Regions from separate parts of the Mus musculus genome. Here region 1 is linked to region 2. The links are chromatin loops, found by intact Hi-C in ENCODE. Cell type or tissue: left cerebral cortex. All regions are shown on one strand. Links, peaks and the distances in the headings refer to the core of each region. The heading gives the core; the rest is flanking DNA. Region 1 has its middle 27 kb from the start of Tmem61. Region 2 overlaps Gm30487 (a long non-coding RNA gene).

What was found. Hi-C counts contacts between places; a loop is a spot of excess contacts. Peaks named below come from ENCODE experiments on the same cell type or tissue, not always from the same donor. Only the 100,000 strongest peaks of a DNase experiment are listed, where the experiment ranks them.
Region 1: a loop joins it to region 2, with 9 times the contacts of the local background. A loop is called at or near these places in 33 of 42 quality-filtered maps.

Annotation. Positions count from the first base shown.
Region 1 is chr4:106,528,399-106,538,971 of GRCm38, reverse strand. No RefSeq gene overlaps it. Among named protein-coding and RNA genes, the nearest start is that of Tmem61, 27 kb to the right of the region's middle. In left cerebral cortex, for the core only: CTCF peaks have their summits at 5,361 (motif pointing left), 8,781 and 8,986 (motif pointing right); DNase peaks (open chromatin) are centred at 5,356 and 9,003.
Region 2 is chr4:106,466,790-106,477,362 of GRCm38, reverse strand. Gm30487 (a long non-coding RNA gene) reads right to left here. Exons shown (of 4, transcript XR_376500.3): 2 at 6,970-7,046; 3 at 6,285-6,376; 4 at 1-3,016. Among named protein-coding and RNA genes, the nearest start is that of Gm30487, 7.6 kb to the right of the region's middle. In left cerebral cortex, for the core only: CTCF peaks have their summits at 2,990 (motif pointing left), 3,832 (motif pointing left) and 4,863 (motif pointing left); DNase peaks (open chromatin) are centred at 2,533, 2,945, 4,304 and 4,830; H3K27ac peaks cover 1,051 bases.

The DNA.
Region 1 (10,573 bases), core at 1,407-9,406, 62 kb before region 2:
ACCTGAGTAACACCACTTTCCACGTGTCCATTCACCTAGGGTTCTGGAGACTCAGCTCTGGGCTAGGTACCCTGCAAGCAAGCATGAGTCATATCCTAGTTGGAATCAAAGGGTAGCAGAGAGTGAACTAATTTACCTTTTCTCTCCATCCATGTCAGTCAGGGAATCTTTGCCTGTTCTTCATAGTGAGACCCATTTGCATTTTCTCTACAAAGCCCCTGTGACCAGCAGCTCCTGTCCACACTTCAGCTGTCGGCTAAGGTAGCCACTCCTTCCTGGGGCCCTGGTCACTCTATTATGCTGGTCAGGGATTTGCCCCATGTTGTGGTGAGGACAGGGCCCTGAGAGGCCAGATGTTCTAAGCACTTTGTGGGTTAGGGTACATGCTCAGTCTTGCAGCTGTGATCAGCCCCAAGCAGTGTTCACCATCTTGACTTTCCTGTGAGAAACAAATTTCACAGCAAATTTCAGAGATGAAGGGGTAAGGGGCTATAGTAGTCAGGTTTCTCTAGCGTCTTAGACATTACAGACAGTCTCTATATATTAAGGGAAATTATTGGAATGACTTATAGTCTGCAGTCCAACTAACCCAACAATGGGAAGCTGTGAATGGGACCTCCAAGAATCTAGTAGTCGCTCAATCCCACGAGTCTGGGTGTTTCAGCTGGACTTCTGTGTAAACTGGAATCCTGAAGAAGTGGGTTCCAACAGATGCGCTGGTGAGTGAGTGCAAGCAGGTGAAGAAGAAGGAAGCCTTCCTTCTTCCATTGTCCTTACGTGGGCCTCCAGCAGATTAAAGGTGTGTGCCACCATGCCTGGACCTGAGCTTTTCTTTACTTGGAACTTTCTCTGTTCCAGGCTGGTCTTGAACTCAAAGATCTGCTTGGCTCTGCCTCCTGGGATTAGAAGGTGTGCCACCTTGCCTGGGTCTAAACTTTTCATAACCACTATGCCTCAATATCCAGATCACAGGTGTGCCCTCCATTTCTAGATTGTGATTCATTCCAGATATAGTCAAGCTGACAACTGGATTAGCCACCACAGGGGCTGACTCAGTTATGTAGCTATGTAGAGGCAAAGGCAGGTTGAAACTTAGGTCACTCTGACCTCGGAGCTCATAATGGAAGATCATTCAGGTGAGGAGAGGATCCGCCTTGCCTCATTATTTGTTCTGAGCCTGATGTTTCCAGGTGTTTGATATGCTCCTCACAGAAACGGTTTATTACCTCAGCCATGCTCCCCGTGGGCTCTGTGGCTCTCTCAAACACAGCATCATAGGAGTAGCCACCAGAGGAGGATGTGCAGTGGAAGGAGTGTGGGCGCTGTTGTTTAGGGGTGAAATAGACATCTCCAGAGGGGAAGGAACTCCCTATCTGTATTCTAAAGCTACTGGAATGCATTTGGTGACACAGCGACAGTGACTGTGCCAGAACGGAAGTGGTGGTGGTAATTGTGGTGGTAATTGTATTAGTTGGGGTAACTGAGATGGTGGTGGACAGCTAGGAACTCCGGGGAGAAGCTGGTAGTGGCATTCCAGGAGGTGGTGATGGGTGTGCTGATGATGGAGTGGTGGTGGGTGGGGTAACCCTGGCTATAGTTACTGTGGGGCATGTGGACCACACCACCAGAAGAATAGGAGTGGAACTGGCAAGGCGGAGCATGTCCAAACTCTGGAAATCTCAAAAACCGGGATTAGGATCTCATCCTGAGACTGGCAGGAGTGGGGTTAACCCCCTCCCTGCTTTGTGACTGCCTTGTAATAATAATCCAGTGACCTGCAACCAGATGGTCACAGGTAGTCAGTCACCTGGAAGTCTCCGCCATGCAATGAGGCTTCTCAGTAGCCTTAGCCTTCAACCAAGACCCTTTGCCCACCCTGGAGAGTCTTACCCCCTTCCTTCAAAATATATAACCCTTGGTTCATCCCCAAATAAAGCACATGCGTTCAAACCCACCCCGAATAAAGAAATATACACAGGTTAAAATCATCTCAAATAGCTGTTTCTAAAGAAATATGCACCGGCTAAGATTGTCTCAGAGAGCTGTTTCATTGAAGAGCCTTGGAGAAGATCCTTAGAGAAAATCGTCACCTAAAAGAGCTGTAACACTAAGATTCTTGGAGAAGCCCCCCCTACCCCATAAAGCCTGACTGGGATCCTGCCCATTCCCTTCCAGCCTGGTGTGCAGCAGCATCTGAACACCCTGAGATGGAGAAAGCAGAAGGCCCAGGACCACCATGTTCATTCCAGACCCTATTTCACCACTCCTGGCCTGTCTTGCAGGGGCATCTGTGTGTGCACAGATGTGGCAAGTCTTCCACCCAAGGCAGCCCTTTCTGAAGCCTGTCACTGATTACAGTGCGGCTGCTGCTGTGGGAAATGGCAGTGGCTCTGTTTCTGGTGGTGGTAGAGGAGTTGGTGATGGCTAGGTAATGGTGGTCCATTACTTATGCATACATGCGTGCGCGCGCGCGCGCACACACACACACACACACACACACACACACACACACACACACACACGCTCACCAGAGGGAAGAGGCAGATTTCGATCCCACCCATTCTAGACTTCACCCTGTCCGCTCTAAGCTAGTGTCTGGCAGAGTCCAGAAAGCCCGAGAGGACAAACCCACCTCAAACAAACCCAGAGATGCAGCTATGCTGGATGGTGTTGATGATGGTATCGGGTGGTGGTAGCTATGGTAGTGATGGTATTGGAGTTGTCGCTGATCACAGTGATGCTGCTGCTGTGGGAAATGGCAGTGGCTCTGGTTCTAGTGGTGGTAGAGGAGGTGGTGATGGCTAGGTAATGGTGGCCCTTTCTTAAGGTGGCTGCTGGTCATTAGTGGTTGACAGGGTGGGTGATGACAGTGATCACAGTGTAGAGCGATTTGATGAAAGTGGTGATTGTGTTGATGGTGATCATCATGTACACGGTTATAGGGAGGGCATAAATATGAATGGTGCATGGTGTTAGGATAAAGCATGGAGAGGCAGGGGCACCTTTGGTGGGTTTATGCCGAGGTGTGTGGCTGAGAAATTACCCCATTCAATGTACCTAGTGTAAGAAGTTTATTTGAGTGGGGTGGGAGAACAAAAGGCTGTCTGGAAATGAGGACATGGGGGAGACAGAGGCAGACAGACAGAAGGGGGGAGGGAGGGAGGGAGGGAGGAAGAGAGAGAGAGAAAAGAGATCTAGGATGGTTGGGGGCCTTTTTTTTTGGTAAAGATTTATTTATTGCTGTCTTTAGACACACCAGAAGAGGGCGTCAGATCTCATTATGGATGGTTGTGAGCCACCATGTGGTTGCTGGGATTTGAACTCAGGACCTTAGGAAGAGTAGTCAGTTCTCTTAACCGCTGAGCCATCTCTCCAGCCCCGGTTGGGGGCCTTTTATGCACATCTGTTGTACCTATCAATGGAGGGTGACATAAGCCGCTAGGTCCTTTAGGGACAGGCTTGTGCTAACACATGGTACTCTGGGTTCAGACAGGCTTGGATTCAAACTCCAACTCAACTCCTGTCTTAGTTCATTTTCTGTGACTGTAATAGAATGCTTAGACTGGGTAATTTACAGCAAGAGAGGTTTATTTAACTCATATTCCGGAGACAGGGGATTCCAAGACCTGATGGTTGTCCCTGGTGAGGGGCTCATGTAATAATAATCTGGTGGAATCACATGGAGGGGAGGACACGAGAGTTGTGGGTGGTGTGGGCTGAAGAGGAAAAGACAAAGAACTGACCCACGTGTTTCTGGAAACTTACTCATTCTTCCAAGAACAGGCCAACGTGGCAAAGACATGAATTCCTCTTGAAGGCTCTGTGTCCAATACTATTGGCAACCACATTTTCCCACACTTGTCAGTGGCAATAAGCTACACAAATCCCTACCAACTGTGGCCTTGCTGTGCAACCCAGAGTAGGCTAGTTGCTTTTCTTTGTCTTTTGAGAAGTCCTCACTAAACCTTTTACTCACTCTCTCATCTGGCATTGAAGGGCTTGGCACAGCATCTGCATCGTCAGCACAGCACACAAATGGCTCAGAGAAGGGACGGACATCTTGGTTCTGGAGTTGCAGGTGAGTGCATTCCAGGGATGATGGACTAGTAGGTGGTCAAAGCCCACTAGGCAAGCAGTTCTCAACCTGGAGGTCGAACAGTCCTTTCACAGGGGTCGCCTAAGACCATTGGAAAACACAAATTTTATATCACCATTCATAGCAGTAGCCAAACTTACAGTTATGAAGTAGCAACAAAAATAATTTTATGGTTGGGGGAGGGGGGGTCACCACAACATGAGGAACTGTATTAAAGGATTGCAGCAGCAGGGATGTTGAGGACCACTGTACCATGGTAGAGGAACAGAAAATCTGCGACACTGCCCCTCCCAAGCCAGTCACCCCGGGTGGAGTGCACAGCATGAGGTAGAGAGAGGACTTGACACCCCGACTGGCTTTGAGTAATGGACTCTTTTGAATTTTGTTCAGTCTCCTGTGGCCTTCAGTTCCTCTTAGTCAGCAGAGATCCTGATATCTCAAGGACATAAACGGTTTGATTTGAGAATCAGGAAAATAGCCATCTACTGTCAGATACCACGGGAGACTCGTGGCGGCAATGTTGCTGGCCAGAGGCAAGGACATGCCCAAAGTTATCAAGATTGTTTATCTTCACTTCCTGGAGTGGAGAGAAGAAGGAGAGAGGAAAGCATGGGGGAGGAGGGGACGCTGTTTAGAGGAGTTAGTTTGGGGTCTAATCAAAAGCATTCAATAGTATGTTAAATTCTGCTGGTTTGTCAGCTCCTGCCACCACCTCATACCTCAGGACAGGAATTCACTAGCAGGGTATAGGGACGATTCCAGACTCATGGATGTCTTGAGGCAGCCAGGAAGCTGAAGTTTCCTGTGCTGTGTGCTTTGACTGGGGCTAGGCAGATCCTCAGACATCACCACCAGGACATTTGTGGCAATGCAGTGGAAGACCTGGCCCCGGCTGCAACACTCCCTGATAATAAGTCTTTCCTGGGTCACCCTTTCAAAGGCAAAGCCCAGCAGGCATAGCTAATGGTCTAGCCTCAGGTTGCATCTGGACTTGAGAAGCCAAGCAAAGGTGCCAACTTCCTTCTGAGCCTCTAGTCAGCTCCGGGGAGGTGGGACGGTTGAGTGCAGGTGGTGTTTGTGGTTTCTTGCAGCATAGGAAAGTTGCTTGTAGTTGCTAGATTTTCACACTCAAATGATCCATCTTATCTTCACCATACACACAAGGTAAGATAGTCGATGGCTCCACAGTTAAAAGCACTGGCTACTCTTCCAGATCTGGGTTTGATTCCTACAGCAGCTCTGGTCTAAGGATCTGATGCCCTCTTCTGGCCTTCATGGGCACTTGTGTGCACGGACAGACAGGCAGGCAAAACACCCATATACATAAAGGAAATGGAGAGCAAAGAAGAAGGCAAAGAACCACCCCTGGCTCTCCAGTTCTCCTCCCGAGGGCACAAGGAGAACTCGCTTGAGAAAATCCACACCTACACTGTCTGTCAGGGATGGATGAGGAACGAGCTCTCTTTGTTTATGAAGGCGAGGGAGGCAGCTGTCGTCTGGCCTTCTGTAAGCATGGGGAACGCAGGGGTTGTAGCATCAATGCAAGGTCATCTATTCGGGGCTGGGTAGACTGCTTCTCCCTTGGAAGGAATAGGTGTGTCTTTAAGACTAGGGCATTCTTGAGGTTCTTAGATGTAGTTAGAAATGATACCCAGGGTTTTTTTCTTTGTTTACCTACGGTTTCACAAGACAAAGTTTATCTGTGTAGTTGTGGCTATCCTGGAACTCATTCTGAGAACCAGGCTAGCCCTGAACTCGAGAGATACTCTTGGATCTGTCTTCCAGGTGAGCCAGTGTATGTTAAACTTGCCTTGATTTATGTCTCCCCCAGCACTGTAAAATTATAAAAACTTCATGAAACTGCTTCCACATTAGAACATGGAATTTGGAGTAACTTAAGCCGTGGTTACTCAAAATATCCCCAGAATAAATGATCTTCCTCATTTCAAGATGGCACCATACATTCTGTGTTAATTACAACATACTGAAAAGAAACTTATTTAAAACTTACTGTTTGTTTCTGGGATTTTCTTTGCAGTAGTTTTGGACCAAGGTCAATTTCAGGAAACTGAAGCCATGTAAATCGGGATGTCAGGAATTGGGGACTGTTGCAATGTATTTAGAAAGCACCTGCCCGACTTATGACTTTCTTCATCACTATAAAAACTTCATCAGACTGTCACCATCTTGGATCATGGAATTTGGAGTGGCTTAAATCTATGTTCTCTGGCTTTCGTCACTCATGGTTGGCTCTATAATAAACGATTTCTCATCTCCTTTGAGGTAAATGTTGTGTTTTCGTGCAGACAACCCCATAGACTCTCAGCTACAGCCATCCCCTTGACTGAAGCCTTGAGTCACTGGCGTTAGTGACCTAGCAGATCCTAGGAACATCCTAGGAGCCTCTGTAGCAGTTGTTCTCAACCTGTGGGTAGAGACCCCCACAGGGGTCCCATATCGGATATTCTGTGCATCAGTTACAAAATTACAATTATGAAGGAGAAACGAAAATAATTTTATGGTTGGGGGTGACCATGACATGAGGATCTGCATTAGGAAAGTTGAGAACCACTGAAATATAGGGTCCCCCAATGGTCCATGCAGATATAGTCTAGGAATCCAAGTGGGTAATGAAGACTGAGAGTGCTGTGTGTGTGTGTGTGTGTGTGATATGTTTTGTAATGTGATGGCATGATGTGGCTAGAGGGGGTGCCTTAGCAGGCCCATGCTGAGGCACCCTCCCCCACCCCATATCAGCCATAGGACAGCTCTAGTATAAAATGAAATTTATTTGGGACATGGAAAGGAGGGTCTGGGGAAGGGCAAAGGGAGTAGATGTACAGAAAGAAAGGGGACAGAGAAGGACAAAAAGAGAGGAGAGAGAAAAAAAGAGAAGAGGCTGGCAGGAACAGGGAGAAGGAGAGAGAGAGGGAGAGGGAGAAGAGGATGAGGAGAAGGAGGAAGAAGAAGAAGAAGAAGAAGAAGAAGAAGAAGAAGAAGAAGAAGAAGAAGAAGAAGAAGAAGAAGAAGAAGAAGAAGAAGAAGAAATAAGAAGGGTCCTTTTATATGTGAACCATTCCTAGAGGAAATGCTAACAAATACATGTGTGTATATGTATATGTATATGTATATGTATATGTATATGTATATGTAGATGTAGATGTAGATGTAGATGTAGATGTAGATGTAGATATGTGTTATGTGTGTTATGTATGTATATATATGTATATGTATATACATACATGCATACATACATACATATAATGCTCTTTGCTCCAAATATATACCTATGATAAAGCTTAATTTAAGAATCAGGCACAGTGAGACACTAAAAACAATAACAAGTGATAAAAGAGAAAATCATAACAACATACTTCAGTGAACATTTTTAAGATGCTGACAATTCCTAGAGCATTTTCCCTGAAGTATTTTTGGATCAAGGTCAACTTCCAGAGCTGATATCAGGAAAATCAAAATAGCCATCACAGGGGACTGCTGTGTTTTCCTGCCTTGAGGCCCTTGAAGCAAAGAACACAGCGGCTACTTCCTCTCTCCAAAGCACTCCGCCTGAATGCCCTGTTCACAACCTACCTTTCTAGACATTTCTAAGAGGTTAAAGTTGGATGAATTTGTTACTTCCCAGGCCTGTGGACCAGAAGTCAAAGAAGGGCCACTGGGTTGTCTTCCTGTTTCTCAGAGGCCCAGATTAAAGTATCTGTCTGTTCATCTCTTCTATGGGGAACAGATATAGAGGCAGTTTCCTGGTTCCGTTAGTTCTAGCAGAATTGAGCCCTGAGGCCTTGTGTCTTGCTGCTGCAGACCTGACCTCTGCACTCTTTCTCAGGTGTTCCAGTGTGAAATGTCCCTAGGTTGTGAATGCCTTCTGCCACAGGAAACAGCCTGATTCCATGAGACCTATCTCAATAAGCCCCCTTCCTGCTACCCTCTGTGATTGTGGGAATGGAGCCCAGGTGCCAAACCTGCCCAGCAGAGCCTGCCAGTTCCCTTTGTGACAGTTTATCAAATGGAGGTTCACAGAGGTTTGGGCTAGACCCCAATACCCACCAAACATAAGACGTCATTTCAGGAAGTGACCACTGCCCATGACCTAGATAAGATGGACATCTAAGATATGCCACCATCATGTCTTCTTGCTTTCTCTATGTGTATTGACTCCTGAGTGTATTTGATGTGATGTGAGTGACTTCTTTCTGACCACTTTCTTCGTCAACTTCCTGGGTCCCATAGTAACCTTGAAGTCACTTGTACCTACTCTGACTCATTCTCCAGGTAGCACTGGGAATTCTTTTGAAACAAAGGCTCCGGTGTCAAACTGGTACCTGCTGCACCTTCCTGGTTCCTCATTGCTGTCAGATGTACTCCCAAGTGTGGAGATTGCTGGCGAGCACCACCACACTCAGTTTTCAGGACTGTTTGATAAGGTCTGTCTCAGGCCGGAACCTGTATGCTGTGTGAGAGTGAGGGCCGGTTCTGTTTCATACAGTGTGGATGCTGTCAGCGCAGTGCTGGAGCGCAAAGCAGATGCTGTGAGAACTTACTTAATTGGCTGCCCTATACGGGCAAGAATGGGACGGGGTTATTAAGCAGTGTTTCCAAATCGTACACCTGCCCCCAGGAGGGAGTCATAGGCCACTGGAAGTGATGCTCTGATGGCGACTGAAGCTTAGTGGGTGTATACCAGTGGCCCTTGCTGTTTATCTCTTGGATATATGTTTTATAAGTACAATGGGAAGATTACTAGGATTCGGTCCACTAAGGTTCGTTTGACTCCAAATTTTTCAAACCCTCGAGCCCAGGGGTGAAAAGTAAAAGCTGTCACCGAGAGGCCACCAGGTGGCAGCACAGACAACAAGTGGAAGTGAGGAGCTGGGTTGCTCTCCCTGCCCGCCAGAGGGCGGAAGCTGACCAGAGAATTCCAGTTAGACTCCGCGCTCTCCTGATAAGCTAGGAAGTGCAGTTCAGCCTGAGTAGAGTGCCACAGGGGACACACGCACGCACACACTTCCTTAGCTGCCTCTGGCCCTGCCTGTCCAGCCCTGCAGTTGGCATCTGGCTCCTATCCCCGCTTTCATCCATTCCATCTGCATGCTTATCTCTAACCAAGCTTCAGTGGGACCCAGATGGACAAAGATCACTCTCCCAGTTTGAAAAGTCAACTGCGCCAGGGACCAGGGTTAGACAGTAGGACATACGGAGGGACCCCCAGTGTTAGCAGCGGCTAGGAAGATGACACAGAAGGAGGGTGGGCTGAGTCTGAAGTCACTTCCGGGGGTGGGGTGGGGTGGGAAGTGGAGGATGGGTGAGCAGGGAGCTGGAGTCAGGTGCCAATTAGGGGGTGGTTGTGCTGTGTCTGGGTGAGAAGCACCAGACTGAGGTCTGGTGACGTGGGTGCTCCCTGGGTAAGGAAGGGGTCAGGCAGCTGAAGCGTTCTGACCCCCAGACAGGGACCTCAGGAAGGTAGAAGTTCATTCAACCTTATGTGGCCTGGGCCAAGGCCGTGGAACCCAAAGGCAAACATATTACTAGCAATAATCTCAGCCAGTAGATCAGGGACACCTGGAGGAGATCAAGTAGTGATGTTTTGCCAGGGTGTACGTGGTGAAACGAGTTGGTCTTTACTCCGGTGGGCCTGGCCTTACCTGGAGATGCTCAAGGAGAATCAGAGCAGGACAGAGAGCAGCATTCCCAGCATGCTCTGCAGCAGTAAATCCTGTCTGAGCTACTCAGGCCTAAGCGATGTGAGGGCAGTCACAGACTTAGGTACTTCAGAGGTGGCAGAGAAGACCCTGCCCCCCATTCCTGAGCTCCAGTGTCACCTGTGAAGCAAGGAAGTGCTATCAATGTAAGAGCCGAAGTTAACCTGTAAGCCCTACTTGTCCCAAGGACAAGATAATTTCCTGGAATGCTGGAAGCTGTAGTTCTTGGGCAATAGCCACATGCTGTCACTCCCCTAAACAAGTTTGTTTGAACCGATTCTCCCAGATGACCTTGAGCACGTGTAGGCAGGGGGTATGTAGGGAGGAGATATACCAGGGTGTATATTTGCCCTTGGTCCAAACTAGTGGGAATTGCAGTGAATTTTTGCCTTTTTAAGCTTCTGCAAAATGTGACTCGTGACTATTCCCTGGGAATCCGTGGGTGGACCTGACCAGAATCCATCTTTCTGGCCAGTATTTAATTAAAGCTTGCTTCGAGTTTGGCTCATAATTGTGGTTTTTCTCTCACAGATTTTGTGACTAACACCTACTCCCGGCCATTCTGACTGGGCATGCTGTTCTGGGACCTGAGAGGCAGGCAGTAGCAGGGGCCACCAAATGGTCCACTGGACTATTGCGCCTGATCATCTCAGATGCTGTTACCCTGGGCCACTGATGGCCATCCCTGAAGGCCCTGGGCTGCAGGACGGGTGGCTGAGATTGGCCTGGCAGTCTGTGCCCTGGCCCTGGAACATAACTT
Region 2 (10,573 bases), core at 1,742-9,741:
TTTCTGCTAGGGATGTCCACAAGATCAAAAATTATAACGAATGAGCCTTAAAGAACAGCCAGCTGGGGTCATACCGGAAAAACCCTTGGATTTCCCATTAGAAATGTAGAACTGACCATCTTTGCTGGATGGAGCAATGGATGGAGCTGCTGTTGTACTTCAGCTACGAGGAAAAGTCCAAAAGAACCACAGAAAGGCCCTGACTGCTGAGCCAGTGGACTAGTTAGCAGTCTTAAGCACTCCACCTAATGAGAAAAGTCTACCTCGTCCTTTAAGCTACTGCAGTTGCAGCCAAGTGCGCTCTCAGTAGGTGCAAGATTATGAGCCTGTGCACCACGTGTGCAGAGGTGACTAGGAAAGTGTGGCAGTTGCCATTTAAGTGGGATTTTCTACCCATTTTCATGTTATAACTTTTTTTTTTTTTTTTTTTTGGGTTTACAGACAATGTGTAAATGACAAGAAAGAAGTTTATAGTTAGGAAATAATATTGATTCTAGTTGTTTGTTTGTTTTAACTCAACAAAATATCCTGGGAAGGCACCTGTTGGCACCTTAAATAACAGGTTCAAGTGCTCACTGGGCATGGCATGCTACACTAAAGCTAAGGCCATCCTCCATAGGATTGTGTGTCCCCAACCTGGCAGGTCAGTAGCAGACATGAGGGCTCCAGGGAGACAGGGTGCCCTGAGGCTCTGCAATGATCACCCAACCCTCAAGGACACGAGGCCTTTACCTGAGACCAGGGCCCTGCCATCTTTGCTGCCCAGCGAGCCAGGTGCTATGGGGCCTGCAATGTGAGGCAGACAGGTGGCAGCCCCAATGTGTTTGATGTAAACCGAGGCATGCGGTGGGGGGGGGGGGGGGAGTGGGGGCTGCCCAGGTGGCTCTCCTCACAACAAACTCAGGTTGGGAAACCCTGTGAAAGTGATCCTGGGGAGAGCCTAGGAGATTGGAGGGGGCACTAGGGAGATGCTAACGACTCTTTCCCTGATGAACATGCCAGGGGCAGCCATGGCCAAGACAAAGGCAGTGCTCTGTATGGCTACTGTCCTGGGTCTCAGCCTGATGTACAGCCTATGTGGGATGGGTGTCTTGGAGAAACTGAGCTGTGGACAGGCATAGATGACCAGGGTTTCTGTGAGGTATGGGGGACACAGGCCCATAGGGACAGATGGCAACAGCATCCCAGGGCTGAATCTGGTGGTGACGATGTACGATGTATCACCCACTCACACCATAGGTGTCACTTAGAGTGGTGCAGACTGGCCTGGGCAGCTGGAGACCCCAGTGACCCTGCTTTCTCATTGCTCTACCTTCCTTCTCCCCTCTGCCCAAGCTCTGTGCCTGAGCCCCTGTTTCTTGTCCACCTACACCAGGGCCTTCCCCCTTCTTCCCGGGAGCTCCCTCCCTCCTCCACCCTGAGTGGGGACTTGTTCCAGAGAAGTCCTCCTCAGCCTCAGTTTCTCTTTTCCTACAGTGGAGAGCAGGCTGGCTATGCTTGGGTGCTGCCAGGGGGTTTCAGATGGCTGGCCTCCCTGCATCATTAGCACCCTGGCCTGGAGGCTCGAAACCTCCTCACATTTATAGCTATTCTCCACTTCCTGCCACTTGCCCTGGGGCCCTGGATGCTGGGGATTCCTCCCTAGACCTTTCCTCACTTGATGCCAATGGGGTTCGTGCCCTTGGGGGTCTTTCAGATCCAGATCCCGAGTTGGGCAGGGTTGGGCGTTCATGAGGTGAGGCTGCCATCACACCTGAACACTGTCCTTCCGTGCCTGACTGATGGATGTGAATTCCATCAGTGTGGTGAAACCTGAAACATGTCCACAGCTGCTCTCTCAGCTGGCTTCCCCTCCCCTTGGTGAGGTCGGAGTTATGGCCGCCACTTATTGATGGAATAGACTGGGAGTGGGCAAATGGGTGCCATGGCAATGCTGTACAGCCTCACCTGCAACGTCCCTTGCCTGTTCTTCCCCTGCAAGGTTCCTTCACCACCCTTCACTTCCCACTATGGCCACTGTCACTGCCCCTTCAGGCCTGTGCGTTTGCTGTCCTCTGCCTCTGCACTGGTTCCACCACACCCAGCAGAGAGCCGCTCCTGAGTGGTGGCTGGGCTCTGGAAGCACTTTGTCCAGATCCACACAGGGAGAGATGGGCACACAGTGATGTGTATACGGCCTTGGCAGAGAGGAGTCAGGGAGGTAAGGTGAGGTCAGGAACGCTGCCTGAAGTGGCGTGCCTGGCAGAGTCCGGAAAGATCTGTGCTGTTGTTAGAGGGAAGACCACTGGGAATGGGGTGCAGGAGGAAGAGCAGTGTTGTAGACATTTTGGGCATTTGCAGGTCCCCATGATATTAGAGGAAGCTGACCTTCTCACAGGCTGCCACACATCCTGTGCTCGGCTGCGGGCATCCTGGAGCATGGGGAGACGCACAGCCTACGGAGGAGTCCTGGTCACAGCTTGTGGCCAAGCAGGCGTGGGTGTGCTGTAGGGGGAGCTGAGGGGCCTCACAGTGTACCAACTTAGAAGTGTGTCTCTCCCACTGTCTTCCTGACACACACATATCCATTGTGTCCTTCTTGGGAACACCGATCACCATAGAACACTGGGCTCCTACTGTCTTGTCTACAGCTGTGACCTGGTGCCTATACTAGAGGCACAGGGCTACAGTCAAGACCTTCTTCTGTTCCTAGCCTTCCAGATTCTCTATACTCTCAGGAAAGACCATGCCTTGTCTTGACCCCAAGAGACATTAAAGACACCTGGGCTGAGCACACACCACACTTAGCATGTGGCAGCCATGACAACTGGACCACAGAGCCTGCTCCCACGTGCAGTGCTTGGGCGGTCATCATGGAATGTGGAGACAGATCGGCATCCAGCTCATCTCTCTCTAGAGCAGGTGTTTGCTGCATTGGGTTCTGCCCCATCTGTCGTCAGGCTGAGATTTCTCACTTGTTGTACTGGTGCCCTCTGCTGGTCCATTGTAGTCACTGCTCCTAGACCTCCAGCGCTTCCTGTGAGAGGTGGGGAAAGTTTGGTCTTTCTCTTCCTACCTTCCTCCCAGCTTCATCATACCCAAGACATCCTAGCCCACGCCCAGCCTTGTCCTCTGTGGTCTCTCCACACTCCCTCCCTCCTTTCTCTAGGATGCCTTGTCTTCCATATAGCCCGCATCCTACTTACTCTTCCCCCGCCTTTCCCAGAGGCACGAAGCTGCTCCTTAGGACCACCTCTTCTCCTGTTGTTCTCTACCCCCGGACAAACCCACAGTGGGTCACCATAACCCGCCTCCATGCTACCCGTGCGGCATGAAGACCTCTATGTCAGAGGCCTTCTGGCCACTCACATAGTCTCTCCTCCCTCCATTGAACTCTTGACCTTGTCCTATGGTACCTGTGTCTCTTTTAAAACTCTCACCAGGCTCTCATCTGGCTACACCCTCCTTCCCAGCAGCTCCCTCAGCTGTCAGTCATCGCAGACATCCTCTTCACTCCATCCACCCCCTTCCACACCTTCTCTAGGTTAATCTCAGCAGTCCACTCCTGGAACCTCCCCTACCCACAGCCTCAGGTCCCTGGCCTGGAACTTGCAGTCACATCCTTGCCTCTGTCTCCCAAGTATTTGAATTGTAGGTGTATGCCACCAGATCCTGCTGTTTATTTTAATTAAAAAACTTACAGCTTGGGGGGGGGGGGGGCTGGAGAGATGGCTCAGCAGTTAAGAGCACTGACTGCTCTTCCAGAGGTCCAATTCCCAGTACCCACATGGTGGCTCACTGCAATCTGTAATGGGATGTGATGCCCTCTTCTGGTGTGTCTGAAGACAGCGGCAGTGTACTCACATACATAAAATAAATAAATAAGTCTTTTAAAAAAAATGACCAAGATGATTGGTCATTTGTAAAACTAATAACGAATTTACAGCTGGATACTATAGTTGGTGCCTATGTCCCCAGACGCTGAGGGACTGAGGGAAGAGGATTGCTGTGAGTTCAAGGCCTGGCTGGGCTACAGAAGGAGAAACTGCCTCAAAACAACAAGAGCCTGTTACACTTTGCAGGTTATGGTCTGAGCATGTGAATTCCAGCACCGTTCTTAGAGAATTCAGAAGCCAGGTCTATTCTTATCACTTACACACATGAGGTCACAGGGTCTCGGAGAGAGAGAGCCTGTGACCCCAGACAGCACTGTCTCACCCAGGGCTGGTCTTGCTGTTTTCTCAGGCTTCCACGACTCCCTCCCCTCCTCCCCAGCAGCGGATGCCTTGCTGTTCAGTGGGTGAGAAAAGATGTATGGTGTGAACAGAATCTCCACCCCCTGCCCCCAGCATCTGCAGACTGCAGGCACCTTTCTGCACCTTCTGTTTTGTGAAAGAGGTCCCTGTGCCCTCCACAGTGGCTCTGAGAGCATCTTTTCTCCCTATGAAATACCCCCTCTCACCTGCACTGCCAGCACTTCCCCAACAACCCAGCATGTCTCTCTCTCCCGTCCTGTGAGAAAAGAAAGCTTCTTTAGACCCGTACACCCTTCCCTCACTGTCTATTTTTGGGTACATTTAAAAACTATTTTTAAAATGTAGTTACCACATTACAAGTGTGATGTTTAGATGCATTTGTGTAATGATCACATTTGAGTGATTACTATATTGATGGCTTTAAGCATGAGTCACTTCTGTGTGGTGAGAGTAGCCAGATGTCTCTTCGTGGCTATTTTGAAATCTGCATGATATTTCGATGCAGTCACTCAGTGCAATAGAGCCTACCCAGCTGATTCTGCTCTGTCCAGCCTTGCCTCCCCTGCAGGAAGAAACCTTTCCTAGAGGCCTAGTCAGTGATGTTCCTGGGCTGAACTTGGTTGCCAGACGCCATCTTCTGGTCATAGTTATGGTAGCATTTCTGCTACAATGGTTCTTGGCCTGCAAGCTGTATTTGTCCCAGAGCTGTATTTGTTCCCCTGGGTGAACTCTGGGGCCCATCTTTGAGTGCCACTAATGCTCTCAGCTCAGCATTTTCCTGTCTGAGAGTGAATGGCTCAAGATATCAAAAAGTGTAAACAGAGCCTGGGTTTCTCCAGTGAACTCCTGTCTCCAGCTCTGGAAGCAAAGATACCATCTTTCTAGCCATGTAGCCTCCCATAGTGTGTTGTGCTCTCTCTCTCTCCCCTCTCTCACCCCTCTCGCCTCCCCCTCTCTTTCTCTTTGGAAGTTGTTGGCTTTCAAAGGACATCCATGTTCATAGTACCTCCCTAATTAGCAGCAATACTGCAATAGTAGGTCAGATGACTTATTCTCCACTCACAGTTCTCTTCACGTCTCCACCTGAGACCCTGAGGGTGCAGGCTCTCCTAACATACTACATCTTCATACACTGGGATCCCATGGGATCACTCCCATGGGCCCACCTCCTCATCTGGAGGCCGAGCTCCCCACACTGTGGCCAGGGCCCAGCCCCTCCAGGGTGCTTCCCTCACTGTCCTTTCAAGTCCTTCCACTCCTCCCAAACACTCCAGCCTTGTTATCACCTCACACACTAGGCACCTGACTTTCTTGTTCTGAGTGTGTTCCACTCTCCTGTAGTAGGGTCTGCAGTGTGTGTGTGTGTGTGTGTGTGTGAGTATATGTGTGAGTGTGTGTGTGTGTGTATGTGTGAATGTGTGTGTGAGTGAGTGTGTGTGTGTATGTGTGAGTGTGTGTGTGTGTATGTGTGAATGTGTGTGTGAGAGTGAGTGTGTGTGTGTATGTGTGAGTGTGTGTGTATATGTGTGAGTGTGTGTGTGTGTGTGTGTGTGTGTGTAGGCCAGAGGTTGCTTGAAGGTCCCTGTTCATTGCTCTAACCCAGCACCTTGAACAGCATTCAGACGCAATGTGTACTTGGTAATTAATTAAATCAGTGGTTAAAGAGACATGTCAGGCTCAGGTGCTGAGAACCCCTCAGACAGAGCTCCTGCTCCCACCAAATTCAGTTTCTGGGGAAGACAGAGACACTACCTGACTGATTTGCAGGCAGCCATTTATATTTGTCTGTAGCAGACACATCCCTTGTTAGAACTGGGAGGAGGTTCATTTTGGCAGAAAACTGCAGCTCCTTTCACCTGCTCCCCAAACCCCACCAGCTGGAGGGGCGCCCTGGCCTCTGACAGTTGGGCCACACTAGACTCAGCCTGTATTCTCCTGATCCTGCTTTCTCTGGACCTTAGGAAACAGCTGGAAAGGAAACAGCTGGAAAGGAAACAGCTGGAAAGGAAACAGCTGGAAAGGAAACAGCTGGAAAGGAGTCAGGCTCACCCAGACTCAAGGCTGTAGGATGGTGTGGAGCCTTCAAATTCCTCATCTCTGAAGGAAAGGCAATAGTGTCAGCCTAGCGTGCTCTGTGGAGCCTGGAAAGGTGACACAGGGACAAAGGTGAGGTGGACCGTGCCGGGTCTATCTCACAACCGCAAACAAACAGACTTAAACGACACAGGCAGCAAGAGCCCTCTAACCCACTTTGGGGTTTCTATCTTGGACTGTGTTCTACACACTCAGAGGCAAACATCACATATAATTTTGTGCCGTGGTTGACATATCACTTGAATGTCACTCCAGAGTCCATTATGATTGGCAGCTTGGTCCCTTGGGTGGTGCTGTTGGGACGAATGAAACCTTGGAAGTGAGTTCTTGCGGAAAGGGTCATTGGAAAGTCACCGTGGAATCTCTCATTGGAGAGATTATGGGTTCTAACTTGTCACCGCTCTCTGCTCTCCTTGGAGAGATGAGCCTTCAGGTCCACCACACACCTCCTCCCATCGCCGCCATGTGCCACCCGCACTGGAACCCAGCCCATGCTGGTGTCCTGCCCTGGCTGTCCTTATAGGAGTCAGGCTAGGAACTCAAGAGTGCCTTTAACCACAGGGACTAGTAACTCCGTCTCCACCCTTGCCCATCCTCGGCCGTGGATGGAGGACACCCTCGGATCCCTGCTGGGACTCACGTGATTTTTCACTAGGACAATCTTCGTGCCACCAGTACCTTTTGTCCCCTTGCATACTTCTTTCATGGAATAAACTCCTAAGAAGTAAAGGCACAGCTTGTTAGTGATCAGAGCTACTAATGCAATAAGATGGAGAGCCTGAACTAGATACAAACCAGAAGGGGATTTCTTACTAAATATCATCTCTCCAGCACTTTACCTGCTATGAAGGGAGAAAACACACTTAGTATATAAAAGCCTCCCTCTTACCCCAGTCTCTCCAATGCCACAGGTGTATGCCATTATGCCATGCCCCATATTTCCTTCTTGAACTACGCATGCTCAGAAATATGCCCACTCCCAAGGTACTTTTCTGTAGGCATATATAGGCATATATAGGCTCCCTGTGGAAAGTATGCATGCTTCCTCTGAGGAGAAAATTGCTTTAAAATAACACCTGCCTGTGGGTAATGAATCTTCATTTTAAAAGTATTCTCTTTATTATTTGTGTGAGTGAGTGAGTGAGTGAGTGAGTCTCTCTCTCTCTTTCTCTCTCTCTCTCTCTGCGCCCAGCAAGGTGCCCAGTGTTGCTCCCTTCATCACTCTGGTTTTGAGGTGAGGATAATGACGTTGTGGAGGAACGGCCTCCTTTGTGGACAGAGAAGTCAAGTGGAGAGGAAGCTTCGTCCCTATGAGGCCCCCTGAGGTTTGAGGTTCTGTATGGTGGAGTGAATCCCAGCCGAACTTCCAGGGAGTTGGCTTTCTTCAGGGTAGGGATGACAGCAATAAAAAGCCTCAAGGGGTCTTTCCCTCTCAATTCCATTTCCAAGGACTCATGAAGCAAGTTGTGTCACACATGTAAGGAAGCATGAATCATTCTCACACACTTGAGTGTGACAGCCAAGGAAAGGACAGGATCAATGACAGGAGGCTGGGTAAAGAACTGTGGGACAGATACAGAGTGGAGATATATAGATATAGATATAGATATAGTATAGATATAGATATACATATACATATACATATACATAAACAGATACAGATGATACAGATACAGATGATACAGATACAGATGATACAGATACACACACACACATATTTGCAACCTGTTCATTCTGCATAATGTTATTTGTATGTATACAGTTTCAGGGCTGACAGCTCATTCCTTGGGAAGATATCTCTCCCACTCTCAGCATTTCCTAGCTGTCTGTGGTTCTTTATCCAGGGTTGAGGCCTCATGGGCTTCCCTCCATCCGCTTTGGCATGCTGTCTGTTGTCATGGTCTTTGTTCAGCTCACGTTTAGTCAGCCATAATGGCGAGAGTTTATGGGTGCAGTTTCTGGCACAGTCTCTCAGCAGACTGCCTGTATCTCTGGCTCTTACAATCTTTCTACCCTTCTTCTGTAATGATTGTTGAGTCTTAGTTGTAGAAGTTGTATAGTAGATATCAGTTGGAACCAGACTTCACAGACTCAACATCATCATTAGTTGTGGTTCTGTCTGCTGCAAAGAGAAGTTTCCTTGATGAGAGCTGAGGACTACACTTACTGTGGGTATAAGGACAAATATTGAGAATGTAGTTAGGGATTAGGTTGGCTTAGCAAAGTAGCCGTTGTAGGATATTCTCTAAGATCCATTACTTCACTGGTGCTGGGAAGTTGGCTAGGTTCCCAGTACCAGGTATGAGATCCCTCTTGTAGAGTGGACCTCAGGCAGACTTAAAGAGTTTTTGTTACCATCAAGGACCATGTGGCAGCTTGAATAGGTATGGCCCTCTTGGACTCATGTGTTTGAACGACAGGCTCACGGCAAGTGGCACGATTAGGAGTTGTGGCCTTGTTGGAGTAGGTGTGATCTTGGTGGAGGAAGTGTGTCACTGTGGGGGTGGGCTTCAAGATCTCCTACACTCAAGGTCCACCCAGTGTGGAATCCAGTCTCCTTCTGCTGCCTGTGGGTCAAGATGTAGAATTCTTGGCTCCCCCAGCACCATTGTCTGCCTGGACGCTGCCATGCTTCCTACCATGATGATAATGAATTGAACCTCTGAAACTGTAAGCCAGCCCCAATGAAATGTTTAATGTTTTCTTTTAGAAGAATGACCTTGGTTGTGGTGTCTCTTCACAGCAATGGAAACCCTAACTAAGGTAGTACATGTGCCACTATTGTGACCCTAAGTGTTTTAATGGCATTCTGGTCATTGTTGTGGTTCATGGGCATCATAGTTTTTAGGACTATTAGTTGATTCCCTCCCTTTGAAGCCTACTTGGCATCTTCTAGAGCCATGAATGCTAGTCCTCATGGAGTAGGCTTACAGGTCATATCCAGCTTGAGTGAACTCATTTTTTTAAAGCTATATTTGACTCCACTTTGAGTGCATGTGACGAGGCAGGGTGACTCTGTATCTTGTCTGTGGATGCGAACAACCAGCCCAGCATGAAGCATGCGGCCCAGATTGCTGAGTAAGTTATTCTTGAGTGTAAAATCTGTCAACTACGAACTTGGCAAAGTCCATCAGGGGCATGTGGACACTAGGCAGCATAAGATACCAGACAAAGCAAGCCTGGGGACTTACCAAGAGCACCGAACATAGTCCTCTCATCTGGGACTATAAAAGTAGCGGTCCAAGACTGAGATGTGTCAGCCACGCCAACCTATCATCTCGTCTCTTGCCACAAGTGTGTCCAGGATAATCACTCCAGGAAAGGACCACTGCCTCTGTCTCAGGCGTCAGCTGGAGCTGCTTCAGCCCCCGGAACAGCTTTGTTCTGCCCTGAAGTTGGCAAAGCTTCTCTGGTCCCCCACGGAGACCTCCTTGCTCCATCAGGTCACTCCATCTGCCTACAGTGCAGCCTCTAACCATTTCATAGTCGACTGAGTCAGCATAGGCCAATCAAATGGACCATGGCCAAGGGAGATGCTGAGTGTAAGTGAGGGCCACAGGTCCACGAGGAACTCAAGGATTCAGCTCAACTTTGCTGTGCCTATAAACTATGTGAAGTGTAACGTGTGACCTCAGAGTTAGTACTCATAATTAAGATTGGAATTAGGAAATCTGTGATGGCCGGTGACCACTATCCAGTGAAATCAAGATCACTTAGTGAATTGCAGTTGGGGAAACTGACACAGCATGAAGTTCTGATGTTGTGTCTGTGTGTATTTCTGACATGGTGCTGTTACAACACGGACAGTTTCAAAAGAGTCAAGGTGGAGTTGTTATGTGGCTTTAATGACTTTGGCTCAGTGTGGAGCCCAGGTATTTTGAGCCACAATCTAGCAGTCCTTGGTGGTGCCGTGGAATATTCAGGGTCCAGCTTGGGTTAAAGCCTGCAGGGGTTGGGGGACCTGCAGCTGGCAAGAGCACAGTCAAGCACTCTGTGATTTTAGGCCACCCCAGGGTTGGGGTAGAAGGAACTGTAGTACCCTGCAGCTGGATCTGATGGTTGACAGGATGTGGGCCACACAAGTCAAGCCTCTGGACAAGACTGGGAGGGATTTTTTAGACTGGGTTAGTTGAAGGAAGATGGCTCCTGGACTGAATTAAAAAGAGCAGCAGCGCTCATCTCTCTCCACTTCCTGACTATGGGTGCAATGTGGTCAAACGTGATCATGTGATCAGATGTGAGCA